Linked DNA regions of Homo sapiens: all the other regions are linked to region 2. A link is a contact called in ENCODE Hi-C or POLR2A ChIA-PET data. All regions are on one chromosome and are shown on one strand. Each heading gives the region's core, a stretch centred on a gene start or an enhancer-like site at or near the end of the contact. The rest is flanking DNA. Distances are from core to core; before and after follow the strand shown.

Region 1 (4,433 bases), core at 113-2,612, 33 kb after region 2:
ATGGTGATAAAGTAATTTGGGCTGTTTGTTTCTGTTAAATGATGAAATCAATCCAAGTTCTAATGATTCCAAAACTACTGTTGTGAAAACTCCCACATGTAAGTCTGAAGGTGAGTGATAAATTGCTTAGTGAAGTCCAATCCAAGGAACAGGATGATGAGAGAGTGTATGGACAGGCAATCACTCATCAATCAATATGTCCCACTTAAAGATGGTAGGCCGCAATAAAAGCATGCTCAGTGTCATCTCTGGCTTTCAACGTCCGAGTCTCTTGACTGTTTTGCAGATACAGCTGTTATTAATAAAGTGACTTCAATATCATGGCACTCCTTGGGAGAATATTTAATGCTGACGCTCACAGCTATTGACGATGTTGGAAAATAAGACACTCAGATGTTCATATTTTAGCAGGATGTTTTTCTTTCCCCTTTTTAAATTCTGAAATTAAGCAATTGGCAAAGTCAGACAACTGAGGTATCTTCATCCACTCATAAGGTCAGGGTAAAGTGTACTTGACAGAAGAGTGGGATGTGAATACAAAGAAAGCTCCCAAGCTGCAGTTTTCCAGCAAAAGTGACTTCACACAGGCACTTTTAAATGATAAACCTGCAAAACAGAAATGAAATATTAACCTTTACACAAACTCAATGGAATCACCACTTCAACGAACTATTGAACTCTTATCTAGAATTTGCAAAAGCACAGTTTAGAGCTTTGAGCTTTGAGTATAGTGAGAAAAGTTATGCATTAAATAAAAAAAAGAATATGCAACGGAAACCGTATTGCAGAATTGTCTAGGCAGCAGTCCAAAAGTTAGGAATGACTCAAACAGATGAGTGTGGCAGACACAATAATTAGGCCTTCTGAAACAATCCCATCTAATGTGCTTAATCGCCAAAACAGTGTATTAGGACTGTGGCTTCCAATTAATTTCACATTTAGGCCATTGATTTTATTGTTGGGAATGCTATAAACAATTATTTGGGATGTGTCCCTCCTATGTAATAAAGATATTGTCATTTTGAATGAAGTGTGGGCTCTTTCTTCTTTATGTTCTTCCTAGTTTACAGAGATGTGGACTTGGAGATGGGTAGGTAGGATCCTCTTGATATTTTTTCTCAGGTATCTTAATACTTCCTCTCCACCATGACTTACCTAATGTTTATCTTCCTATTTACACTGCAACATTCACAGGGCAAAGACTATTCTTTGTAGTTTTCATTTCTGTATTCCCAGTGCCTTAGTCTACGGCGTATATTAGACCCTCAAGAAATATTTATTGACCAATTTAACTGATGACTAAGTGCAGGAATGTAAATTAGTTTTAGTTGAGTTCAGTTTAGTTTTTAACTGAGTCATAATCTAAAAACGCTCTGTAGTATGGAATGCTGGAGTTAAAACACATGGCTACAACAAAAATATAGTCAGTAAGTTCAGATGTCTAAAATAAGCACCTTCAGTTTCTTTTAACTTTTTCAAGGGTTATGAAATCATTAAACATTAAATTCCAGTTACTGGGACAAGCATGAATAAAGGACTAAAGTCCAGAAGTTGATTATTTTCATAAATAGGATATGCCACAAATGACCTTACATACCTGCTGAGCCTTGATGTCTTTCTAAAAAATTTATACCTAAGAAGAACTTAATGAAGACTGGAAGTAGATTATTTTAAATTGGCAGGTAACAAATAAGTTCAGAGAGCAATAATTTTTTTTTTTTTGAAATGGAGTCTTTCTCTGTCACCCACACTGGACCCTGTCACCCAGGCTAGAGTGCAGTAGCATGAACTCGGCTCACTGCAACCTCTGCCTCCTGGGTTCAAGCAGTTCTTGTGCCTCAGCCTCCTGAGTAGCTGAGACTACAGGTGTCTGACACCACGCCTGGCTAATTTTTGTATTTTTAGTAGAGACAGGGTTTCATGGTTTCACCATGTTGACCAGGCTGGTTTCGAACTCTTGACCTCAGGTGATCTGCCCACCTCAACCTTCCAAAGTGCTGGGATTACAGGCGTGAGCCACCGTGCCCGGCCCAATAATTTTTAAGTGGTTCACAAGTGTTCCCTTAAAAAGTATGACCCCAAATCAATTAAGTTTATTTAACTCTGGGTAAATCAAGCCAGACGAGCTTCCTTGCATTAGGGCTTTTTAAGTTTTTTAATTTTTTTTCTTTTTTTTGAGACGGAGTTTCACTCTTGTTGCCCAGGCTGGAGTGCAGTGGTGTGATCTTGGGTCACTGCAACCTCTGCCTCCTGAGTTCAAGTGATTCTCCTGCCTCAGCTTCCCGAGTAGCTGGGATTACTGGTGCCCACCACCATGCCCAGATAATTTTTGTATTTTTAGTAGAGGTGGGGTTTCACCATCTTGGCCAGGCTGTTTTCAAACTCCTCACCTCAGGTGATCCACCCATCTTGGCCTCCCAAAATGTTGAGACAACAGACGTGAGCCACCGCGTCCGGCCTGCAATAGGGCTTTTCTTGGCTGCTGTGTCTGATGGGTCCCTTATAAGGGAGAAGCCTCAATGGTGTCTCAAGCTTATCTGATGATGGAACATTTATTTAAGCAGGACATCTCTTGGGACTGGTGGGAATTGCTACTTCATCCCAATAATTCTTTTACATTTTAATAAAAGTGTTTGCATGAGTTATAATTGCATGCACATTTAAGGAAGTTGGCAATCTTGAAAGCTATGACACATAGCAAACTTCAATTATAAAATATTTGAGGGGTCCAGGCAGGCTCCTGCATGTCTGTTTGGCAACGCTGCATTCACAGAAGCTAATATCAGCTAGCCTAAGCTAGGGAGCTTAAGAAGATGAGTTTAATAACCAAATTTAATATGGGTTGGGTTTCATAGACCAGCCTGGACTTGTATCTTTATTACCTCAACCTGCACCTCTAGCTCCCATGGAGAACAAAGGATGAGGAAAGCAAAGGACAAGGACATATTTCTGCCTGCATCAAGGGAGATGAGGCACCAATGACAAGGATATTTCAAATGATGGGCTGAACACACTTAGTGTTTGAAAAATATTACGTAGAGTCCCCAAGTCCTCAGTACCAGGACCCAAGGTAGATGCTCAACCTCAAAGGCAGCAGAGTCTCTCCCAAGGGCTCCCATGGAGGAAAAGAAAGAGGTAAACATAGGTACTGTTGCATAGATGGCAAGAATAATTACTCAGATGTTCCTAAAAGTTCTCCAGGAGCTATGCTTCCAATGCAGTTCAGTGAATGCTGTACATTTTTATTCATACTTATAGGTAAGAAGCCTTTTTCATTCCCCCTGGAAGAAATATATATTTTTTCCCCCTGGGAGAATTTCCATTTCAACTTACTATGAAAATCCCACCAGAATTCAGATGATCAGACTCTACCAAGATACACTTGCTTAAAATTAAGTATTTATTTGAATTGACAAAAACTGTATAGGATTATTATATACAAATGATATTTTGAAATACGTATGCATTGTAGAATAGCTAAATTGAGCTAATTAACATATGCATACTTAGCATTTTTTAGTTGTGAGAACACTTAGAACCTCTAAGTGAGATCACACCCTATTTGTCTTTAAGATAAACTTGCTTTTAAAAGCAGGGATGGCCTGCCTTACACCTTATACAAAAATTAACTCAAGATGGATTAAAGACTTAAATTTAAAACCCAAACCATAAAAAACCCTAGAAGAAAACCTAGGCAATACCATTCAGGACATAGGCATGCAGAAAGACTTCATGACCAAAAGCAATTGCAACAAAAGCCAAAATTGATAAATGGGATCTAATTAAACTAAAGAGCTTCTGCACAGCGAAAGAAACTATCATTAGAGTGAACGGGCAACCTACAGAATGGGAGAAAATTTTTGCAACCCACCCATTTGACAAAGGTCTAATATCCAGAATTTACAAGGAACTTAAACAAATTTACAAGAAAAAAACAAACAATCCCATCAAAAACTGATATGAACATACAAAGGATATGAAAAGGGCAATGGATATGAACAGACACTTCTCAAAAGAAGACATTTACGCAGCCAACAAACATGAAAAAAAACTCAACATCACTGATCATCAGAGAAATGCAAATCAAAACCACAATGAGATACCATCTCATGCCAGTCAGAATGGTGATTATTAAAAAGTCAGGAAACAATAGATGCTGGCGAGGCTGTGGAGAAATAGGAATGCTTTTATACTGTTGGTGGGAATGTAAATTAGTTCAACCATTGTGGAAGACAGTATGGTGATTCCTCAAGGATCTAGAACCAGAAACACCATTTGACCCAAAAATCTCATTACTGGGTATATATACCCAAAGGAATATAAATCATTCTACTGTAAAGACACATGCACACCTATGTTTATTGCAGCACTATTTACAATAGCAAAGACATGAAATCAACCCAAATGCCCATCAATAATAGGCTGGATAAAGA
Region 2 (4,427 bases), core at 735-3,234:
TAAGTCCTCTGCCCGACAGTCCTCTGTCCTTACCACCCTCCTAGGCCTCCACTTTGGTTAAATCTCTTCAAATGAATGTTCAAACACCAATATTCCGCCTTTTGCATAGCCTGCCCCATACTCCATTACAGATAGTCCTTCTCTGTGCTATTCTCGATCTTATTTTTTCTTTGAATGAAGGGAAAGAACTTCTACTCTTGGTGTTAACTTGAATGAAACCAACTAATGAACAAGAGCTAGCTCTTATTGTTGGGTTGAAACACTGTACAATTTTAAAATTTCAAATCCCCATGGCATGAGCCATGCTCAAGCATCTCTCGCTATGATATTTTTCATCTCTCTTTCTTCCCTGAATTTCCCATTGCTACCATCCTCTGAGAGGCCCACATTATTTCATTCCCAGCTGTTGGTTTGCTTGGGCTGCCATAACCAAGTACTACAAGCTGGGTGGCTCAAACAACAGAACCTTATTCCCTCACAGTTCTAGGGGCAGAAGTCCAAGATCAAGGTGTGTGCTGGGTTGGTTCCTTCTGAGGGCCCTGAGGAAAAGATCCGTCCCAGCACCCTCTTGTTGACTGTGGATGGCCATCTTCTTCCTGTCTCTTCACACTGTCTTCCATCTATGCTTATCTCCGTGTCCAAATTTCTACTTGCAATAAGGACACCAGTCATATTGGATTAAGACACCCTGATGACCTCATTTTAAATTGACCACCCCTGTAAAGGGCCTGTCTCCAAGTAAGTTACAGTCAACAACAGTGGTTTGAACTTCAAGGTATGAATTTTGGGGGAGATGTGATGCAACTGCCCTTGAATGCAAAGGTCATTTTGACATTTTTCATTTCCGTGCTCAAAGTCTTCCATTGTCCCCACTTACCAAATAAAGTCCAAATTCCTCACTTGGGCGTGCAAGCTCCCCACAGCCCTGTTCCTATGTGTTGTTGTTATTTATCTCCCTACATACCCCATGGTTTTTTATGCTGCAGTCCAACCATGCTACTCTCAGATTCCAAACACACCCACACTTTTCTGCCTCTGCGCCTATGCTCATGGGCTCTTTCTGCACAGACTGCCCTCTTACTTCACCCCCACAGGCCCATCTCTGATGCCCTTTCTCCATGATGACTCCTCAGTCCCGCTCAGAAACGTCTCCTCCTTCCCAGGGCTTCTTTTGCTTATCTTGCTAGAAATGAAGGGTTATGACCATTGTCATAGTCACAGTCACTTGTGTGTTCCCTGATGCTAGACTGTACCTTCCTTAAGAGCAGGAACTTACTCATCCTTGCATGCCTCTCAGTGCCTTTTCTTTCTCAACTCCCCCAAAGTGAAGGCTTGTATCTTTTGTGAACAAATCAGAGGAAAAAGAAATATTCTGTTATACAGATCGATCATCATAAAACTTCAGGGGCCTCTAAAGCAGCTCTTGTCATAATAGTGGGCAGGCCACACATGATGTAGGTTAGTAGATAGTGGAATAAATAAAATAAGCATTAGGTGTAAGATTTAAGATTGTTGGTGTGTGGGTATGAGCAGTGTTAAATGGGCCATCATCATTTTTACTAGGAAATTCCCTTTGTCCTCATCATTTTCCCCTTCCAACAGAAAATTCCATGAAGCTCATTTCTAAAGAAAAGTAAATACCCAGATGGCCAGAGGGATGACCTTTCTCTAACAGAGGGGATGGATTTGTTATCCAGCCAAATGTTTGAAATTCTTCCACCAGCATGCATAATTGAGAGAGATGTGTTAATTACCCTTACATGACAGCTGGTAGGACTTCCTAGACAAACTCTGAGAGGAGTATTGATCTGGAATCATTGTAAGTCACTGTACTGTGGTGATATAAAGGTAAAGCCCTCGCAACAGTTTTGAATGAGCAGGTCAATGTGTGGGGCCTCTGTGAACTGGGGCCTGCAGGCATGTGGCAGCCAGCCAGTGTTCGTCCAGCAACAAAAGGACCAGTGTGGTTCTTTGCATGACATTTTAATGAGTGATACAAGGAAAATCCCAAAGATGTAATCCCTTTTATTATAATAGCTCTATGGCTCAAAATGGGTTGTTATCAAAGAGAAACACAATTCCAGAAAGTGAGGATAAGATTTTTGTTTTTATCCCCTGTATCTGTGAACAGCATTCTCATCATTGACTGTTATTTAAGGGAACTGAGTGCACAGCGTTTGACTCAGCACTGTGGACATTTTGAAGAGGGAGCAGAAAATACGATCCGTGCCCTCGAGGAGTCACTATCTTGGCACTTGGGTGGAAAATAATTTAATTCTCTAAAGTCTTTTCCAGGTCCAAGATTTTATGATTCAATGAAGAAGAAAGAGATCATTTTATCTTTAAACAGCAAAAATGTCATGAATATCCTTTTGTCTAAAAAGCAATTCATATTTACTAATATAATTTGTCATACTGCTGCTACATTAAATTTTTCAGTGTTTATATCACAAATCTGCACAAGGGAGCTTTTGAATTTATTTTTCCCTTCCTGTTGTGGACTAAATATTTTTTCTTTTACCTGGAATCACATGAAATATGGGATTACTTGACTTTTCTGAAATCCAATATAACGGTATGTCGGCTTCCAAAGTAACCACTTTGTTGTTCATTCATACATTTCTGGAAAAACTATCTGGTTTTGGTGGAGTCTAGGGAAAATACGCTCCAGGTTTTTTTTTTTCCATAAAATGTGTAGAAGAAAAATATACATCTCTTTTAAGCAACTGGAACCAATTTAAGGCTTTGGCACACACAGTGGAAAAATCAATGGAAGTTCAAAGTTGAAAGGCAAAGTTGGCCTCTACAAGTATCACTAAACTTGTGTCCACCAAGAAAAATAAGGAGAGGATTTCTGACAACCAACTAGGATGGCAGGTCAAATAATCAATCATCAACCAATCAATCAACATGGTTTTATTGAAGACGTTTTTATTTATGTTGGATGCTGGGAGATGGAACCCACGAGATTTAGACTTTCTTTCTCTCCTTCAGAAAAGTTTTCAATTTAACCAGGGAGATAACAGGAACATGCCTTGAACAATAAGGAATAAGATGCTATATTGATAAAAATCAAAAGTCTACAGGGCTGGGCATGCAGGAGACTTCATGAACACTGAGTGATCCAACCAAGGCAGAGCCTCCACACATTCCTGAAATCCTTTTGAGAATCCATCCAAATTTTCTTCCCAACTAGACAAGAACTTATAGTCCTTGAGCCTTGTTCTTGTTGCCTGGCAACAACACCAGACTCTACTGAGCCCCAGGAGACCAATGTCCAAAGGCTGTCTACTTCCCATGCAGGTTTCCTCCACATGAAAAATGAGCTCATAAGTAGGACACCTATTCTCCTCATCTCTTTCTGGTGCTGGGAAGCCCTTCAAGTTTTTCTGGAAGTATTTGCTTCTTTGTTCCTTGCTTAGATGGAGAAAGTGAAATGAGGACCACCAAGGGGTAAGTTTCCCATTTATGTCCCAGGCAGTCACACTGGTGGTCCAGTCCCAGCCTCTCCATCATGTCTACAAATCATTGCAATATAATGTAAGAGGTGTCATTTATGTCACAGTCCTGGCAAGGAGTGACCACCATGAGTTTGCTCTCAGAGGGTAATGGAAGGCTCTAGAAATATGTGCCTTGAAGAAGAGGAAAGAAGATGGGAAGGTTTGAAGAAAGTGAGAAAAAGTGAGAGTGCTCAACCGTGTCAAATACTGCTGAGAGGTCAAATAAAATGAAGGGCTGCAAAAATGATCAATGAATGTGGCAATTAAACAGTTAATGGTGGTTTCATCCAGGGCAGTTGGTGGAGTATTGAGAGCAACAACCAGGTTGCCCTGCAGTGAGCAAGGGTTAAGAGGTGGTGGTGAGGAAGACTGGACAATTCTGTCATCTGAAATCTCCTATTAAGTTAGGTTCTTCTGGTTAGGGACACTGGGGAAAGAGGAGAGGAAGTGATTTTTAATGTCATAGAAAATGTTTTCATTTCTCCACCTTTCCCCTGTGTGAAGAGAGAAAGGGAACATGTGCAGACTAGCAGTGGAAGCTGCTCAGTGAGGGCACAAAAAATGCCAGGACACCTCCGGGCTCAGGGCAGAGAAAGGCCCACCGGAATCTGTTGGAATTAACACATTTGTTCTGTTCCCTTTTTTATCCCTTCTCTTCCCCTTCCTCCCTGTTCCGCTCCTCTTAGAAATAATTATTGCTTGGGTAGCTCTCTGTCAAATATCTTGAACTTTTCATGAAGAAACTCATCATGAGACTCTGACAAAAAATATAAAAATCCTGGGATTTTTGGTTTGTTTGTTTGTTTGTTTTGAGACGGGGTCTCCCTCTGTTGCCCAGGCTGGAGTGCAGTGGTGTGCGCACGGCTTACTGCAGCCTCAACCTCCCAAGCTCAAGTAATGGATCCTCCTACCTCAGCTTCCCGAGTC
Region 3 (4,494 bases), core at 1,014-3,513, 51 kb before region 2:
AAAAAAAAAAAAAAAAAAAATTACGCCTATAAAAATCCGCTCTTATTTTTCTTTCATTCCAGTGTGGAGGGGGGTGTCTTGGAGAGCTTTGCTGTGCCATGCATGTGAATATCATTGGGATTGCAAATAATCCACAGCTCCTGTAGCCACACTGGGCTAGGATCAGTCATGTTACTTTGGCTTCAGTCCTGGATGTGGCTGAAATCCTTAACCAAATTAATTCCATGAGCCTCTCTCTCTAAGTGGCCTAATAGTGATGTGATATTGGAAATGCATAACTTATGCATGTGTGGCTCCCTTAATGCCAGATTCTGGTCCTGATCTTCTTAGCAAGCCCCATCTCTGCCTTTGTACAACACTCCCATCCTCTACTCTCTGCATATACCCTGTATGTACTTCATGTTATAGCTACAATGGACAATTTTCTATTCTTCAAGTACACTCTTCCCATGTCCCAACTGGGATGCTTTTCCCCCACTGATAAAATCTTGCTTCTCTTCAAACTCCTAGGCAAATTTCTCCTACTTCAGAAAGTCTTGTTTCTCCATATCCTTCGTAACCACCACCTGGTGCACATGCTGAAGGCAGAATTCATTGTCTCCTCTCCTTCACTCTCGAATAGCTTTGCCCAGACCCTCAGGTACTCCTTCATCCTCTGTATAATATTTGGTTTTCACCTCTTTATGAACTCTTTTGTATTCTCATTACTGGCTCTGGAACCCAGAACATACCACGGGTTCAAGGTATGTTTTAATGAATTGAATGGAATAAATTTTGTTGTGCTTATGCAGATACAGATGCCACTAAACACTGATCAATCTTTCACCAAGTCATGTGATAATCTGATGTAACATTTACACGTTTCTCATAATTAGGCTGTATCTGGGCACTGTCCCCTGTTCTACTTATTCTGTACTTCCAGTATAATGAAATAAATCAAGGAAGGCTTCTGTGGGTTGCCTTTGTTCTGATCAGCTGAAGCACTTCACTAGGCACCAATTCTATGAACAAAGACTTCTCAAATGTTTTCTGCTTCAGTTGCACAAATATTTCAGCTGTCGTATCTGTGAGCCAGAATTATCTGGGTAGTTCCACTTTGCGGTGTAGACACAGCCTCAGTTTTTCCATCTGCAAAATGCAAATAACCGTGCCTGCCACTAACAGAACTGCAACATCTTGAAGAATAATGAGATAATGTCTATAAGAACACTTACAGTAACTTAGAATAAACCTGTCAGAGAAATGCCAAGAATTATTATGCTGCTATTTTTGTAAGTGTGTGTGGTTTTGCCACTTTCCTAACATAGAAAAGAAAAAGTCTAACTACTTGGTTAAAATAATCCCAATGAAAAAAGAAAAAAAAAGAAAACTCCCACCCATGGCAAATGTGCTAGGCCATCAAGCAGGGCAATAATTATCTTAGCATAGTTTGGGAGAAGACTCTCATATTTTGCATAAAATTTTATATTAATATCTTTGCAACCTGGAGGCAGAATTCCTAAAATCCAAATTCACATTGTGTCAATGGGAGAATTTTAGTATCATATCAAAAGCTTTAACTATGAATGGTTAAAACAAAAATGCTATTTTTGTTTCATATTTATGTTTACGTAAAACATTTATAGAAAAATCAAAATCTGTTCATTTAAAAGTAATGGGTCCTCTATGTACCAAGTTATAATAATTATTTTTGAACATCTTCACTTGATTTGCAGAGGTTTCAAACCAACAATGATGAACAATGATTGATTATTACCATTATCATTTTAGAAATAAAGTTGAAAATGGGTTTATAAGAAAGAAAATCAGAAGCAAAAACTTAAGCTAAAATGAACAATAAAATTCCTGGTATGGGTTTAAGCGGGAGAAAGATTATTTTAATTTCCTTTTAATAAAATTATTTTCTCTTTCCTCATTTAAGAGAAATGTGAAAATTCTTAGCAGTTGAAATACCATTTCAGAACACTAGATCCACATGCTTGTTCACTCTGATATTCATGTCATGTAAGAAATGGAAACCCTTCTAGTCACTGTATTGGTGCGCTAGGACCCACTTTTTGGCTTCCAAAGCCCACTGTATTGAGGGTTGCCAGACACACTTAAGCTGTTCTTAAAGAATCCACCAGAGGGCGGAAGTACACAACCACAGCAGCCAATGTAGCCGTATGGGTCCTTCATGAGATACATTTCATCAACAAAAATCAGGTCGTTGCGTAAGGGATGTTGTTTATCCTTGCTTTGGAAATGTTTATCCTTGCTTTAAAATGTTTAAAAGGTGAAACATTTTAAAGTGATGATTCTTTCAGTGATTTAACAAATCAGTCATTGTTGGGTTTGAGAGTTAAACATGTGCTGGAGGGCTTCAGATTCTTTTGGCAGGCTTAGCACCAGAGCTTCATAGGTATTCCCAGGACATGGTAATGGCAGTAACATCCATTCTTCAGAAACAGGCTTCTCCTTTTACGTTTTTCCCCTCAGTATATTCTTCCTTAATTTTTTTTTTTTTATCTTAAAATATCTAGTGGCCAAGAGGTCTACAATGACACACTTTGTAGAAACCACACAGGACATTAACGTAAGTTTACCTTCTAGTAATTATTTTACAAATGTGTTATTTCAATTAGATTACATATTAAGACACTGCTATGCTGTAACAGCACTGGGATGTCACTAATTAAGGCTGTAATAGGGCAAAAGTGAACTCCTAATAAATACTGAATTAGAGATTTCTTCTACAAGTCTGTGAGTTTAAGACAGGTTCAAAACTAAAATAAGAAAAAAACACTGAAAACCACTTTGCTCACATAATTTATATGTTAACTAAAATATGTATTGTTCACAGGTTACTAATCCATTTCAAAGTGTAGATTTTATACAAAGAATATCACAGAAATATTTTACCTCCCTCTGATGTTAACTCTGATAAGCTATGGGATTTAAGGAAATGGATAATAAGCTCGAAAAGTTCAAACTAATGGATTTGAATCAAAAAACTCTTTTTGTTAGAATTGTTATTCATTTATATTTACTTTCATTTCACTATCGTGGGCTGAAAAATGTTGACTTTCAAAGAACTCAATGGATGGTCTTCCCACCAGGACTTAAGTTACCCCTTGCTTCTAACATTGACTAAAAGGTGAAAAACATGGTCAATTATGGTGACTATCTTTGCGTATGGTGTGCGTGTGTGTGTCTGTGGTTAGAGATGTCGGTGCAAATGGGGGAGGGATGACATGATTTATACTTTTGTTTTTTTACTTTTATCTGACTTTTTGGGGTCAGTTATTTAAAAATTCACTTTTATCTGCTTTTTTCTTTTTTCAGGAGAACTCTGTGGAATGTGTATATATAGGCGGGCCCAGGTGGTAGAATGTGATGTAAATGGGTTTGGTCACAGGGAAACTCAGTTCTTTTTCTCATTAGTTGTGGCACCTTGGAAAGTCACTTCTCATTTAGGGGGCCTCAGTTTTCTCATCTGTAAAACAATCAGCTGGATGAGGAGATCACTAAGAGTCCTTTAAACTCTAAGATTCTATGACTATTACAATGGATCTTTTAGTGGAATCATAGTTAATGCACATCGTACGTAATAGTATCAGGCATTGGCTTAGACACTGAGGATAAGAGCTCTATATACTTGTGAACTTGGTGAAAGTTGAGAAGGATGGAGAAAGAGATAGAATGAATATAAAAATATGAGTAGAGAATTGCTTTAATTTGAATAGCCTCATTGTTTTAGTGCTCTGAATAGAAATAGAAAAAAATGGTTAGTATTTACTGGAATTGCTATTTTTAGGTCATTCAGAGTTAAGGACAAATTTCAATTGTCACACATAAAAGGTCTTATTTACATAAACAATTTTACAGGGCTTGTGCAAATACAAGAAACCAAAAGCCCTAACTGCTGTTTCTCATGGGTTAAATCTGTCTCTTCAATCTATCAAATATTTGGCTTTAGAATCCTAACAGTCTTTAGCTATCATTCAAAGTAAGGTAAATACATTTAGATAGCTAGGACAACGATGAATTTCAAACTGTATTATACCTTCAAAAGCAAACTAGATGCCACCAAACAGCTTAGAGAAATGAGAAGAAAGCACATGACCAGAAGGGCACAGGACGTAGGGCAGTAAGGGCACATACCTGTTGGAATGAACGCGGCGTGTTGCTGCAACTGTGCGCTGGTGAGAGCCTGCTGGTAGTGCAAGACGCTGGGGTTAAAGACCGCGCTGGTACCATTGCTTTTTTCAAGTGCTTGTCTCTTTGGTAAAGGATGAAGAGCACCAGGGGGAAAGGCCTAGAAATGAAGAATTCGATAAGATATGTCTAACTTAAAGCAAACACACCTTCCATGTTCACAGAGATCATCAATTGCAACATTCTTTTTAAAAATGACAGCTAAGGAGATGCCTCTGCCATGCACCTTAATTTAAACAGCGGCAATGTCGAATGAGTGAGAATTTGTTATTGAGAGCGAAAGCATGATTTCTGTAA

Evidence for each region. Hi-C counts contacts between places; a loop is a spot of excess contacts on that map. ChIA-PET counts read pairs that join two places held with the same protein, here RNA polymerase II (POLR2A). Pooled maps may share reads with other maps.
Region 1: a loop to region 2 is called in a map of astrocyte of the cerebellum, with 5 times the contacts of the local background. The contact joins two enhancer-like sites. A Hi-C loop is called at or near these places in 5 of 168 maps with a recorded cell type or tissue (A673, Caco-2, PC-3 and 2 more) and 6 of 50 pooled maps. POLR2A ChIA-PET finds 5 or more read pairs at or near these places in 8 of 52 experiments (A673, BJ, HepG2 and 5 more).
Region 3: a map of heart right ventricle shows a loop between it and region 2 (3-fold over the local background). The contact joins two enhancer-like sites. A Hi-C loop is called at or near these places in 7 of 168 maps with a recorded cell type or tissue (Caco-2, PC-3, dorsolateral prefrontal cortex and 4 more) and 7 of 50 pooled maps. POLR2A ChIA-PET finds 5 or more read pairs at or near these places in 4 of 52 experiments (BJ, HCT116, Panc1 and 1 more).

What each region holds. Positions count from the first base shown.
Region 1 is chr13:97,271,805-97,276,237 of GRCh38, reverse strand. It overlaps MBNL2 (muscleblind like splicing regulator 2), which reads right to left. Exons shown (of 9, transcript NM_001382683.1): 2 at 1-606. The coding sequence starts at 2. The region is part of intron 3 of LOC101927385 (a long non-coding RNA gene); the gene reads left to right. Among named protein-coding and RNA genes, the nearest start is that of MBNL2, 52 kb to the right of the region's middle. Within about 2 kb of position 1,362, at least 11 of the 41 ENCODE cell types and tissues checked have a DNase peak (open chromatin) inside an H3K27ac peak, as active enhancers do.
Region 2 is chr13:97,305,653-97,310,079 of GRCh38, reverse strand. The region is part of intron 2 of MBNL2 (muscleblind like splicing regulator 2); the gene reads right to left. Among named protein-coding and RNA genes, the nearest start is that of MBNL2, 86 kb to the right of the region's middle. RefSeq lists a cis regulatory region at 1,629-1,640 and an enhancer at 1,563-1,707. Within about 2 kb of position 1,984, at least 10 of the 41 ENCODE cell types and tissues checked have a DNase peak (open chromatin) inside an H3K27ac peak, as active enhancers do; they include dorsolateral prefrontal cortex and endothelial cell of umbilical vein, where a contact is called at or near this core.
Region 3 is chr13:97,357,285-97,361,778 of GRCh38, reverse strand. It overlaps MBNL2 (muscleblind like splicing regulator 2), which reads right to left. Exons shown (of 9, transcript NM_001382683.1): 7 at 4,144-4,297. Among named protein-coding and RNA genes, the nearest start is that of RAP2A, 75 kb to the left of the region's middle. RefSeq lists a silencer at 1,990-2,059. Within about 2 kb of position 2,263, at least 6 of the 41 ENCODE cell types and tissues checked have a DNase peak (open chromatin) inside an H3K27ac peak, as active enhancers do; they include dorsolateral prefrontal cortex and endothelial cell of umbilical vein, where a contact is called at or near this core.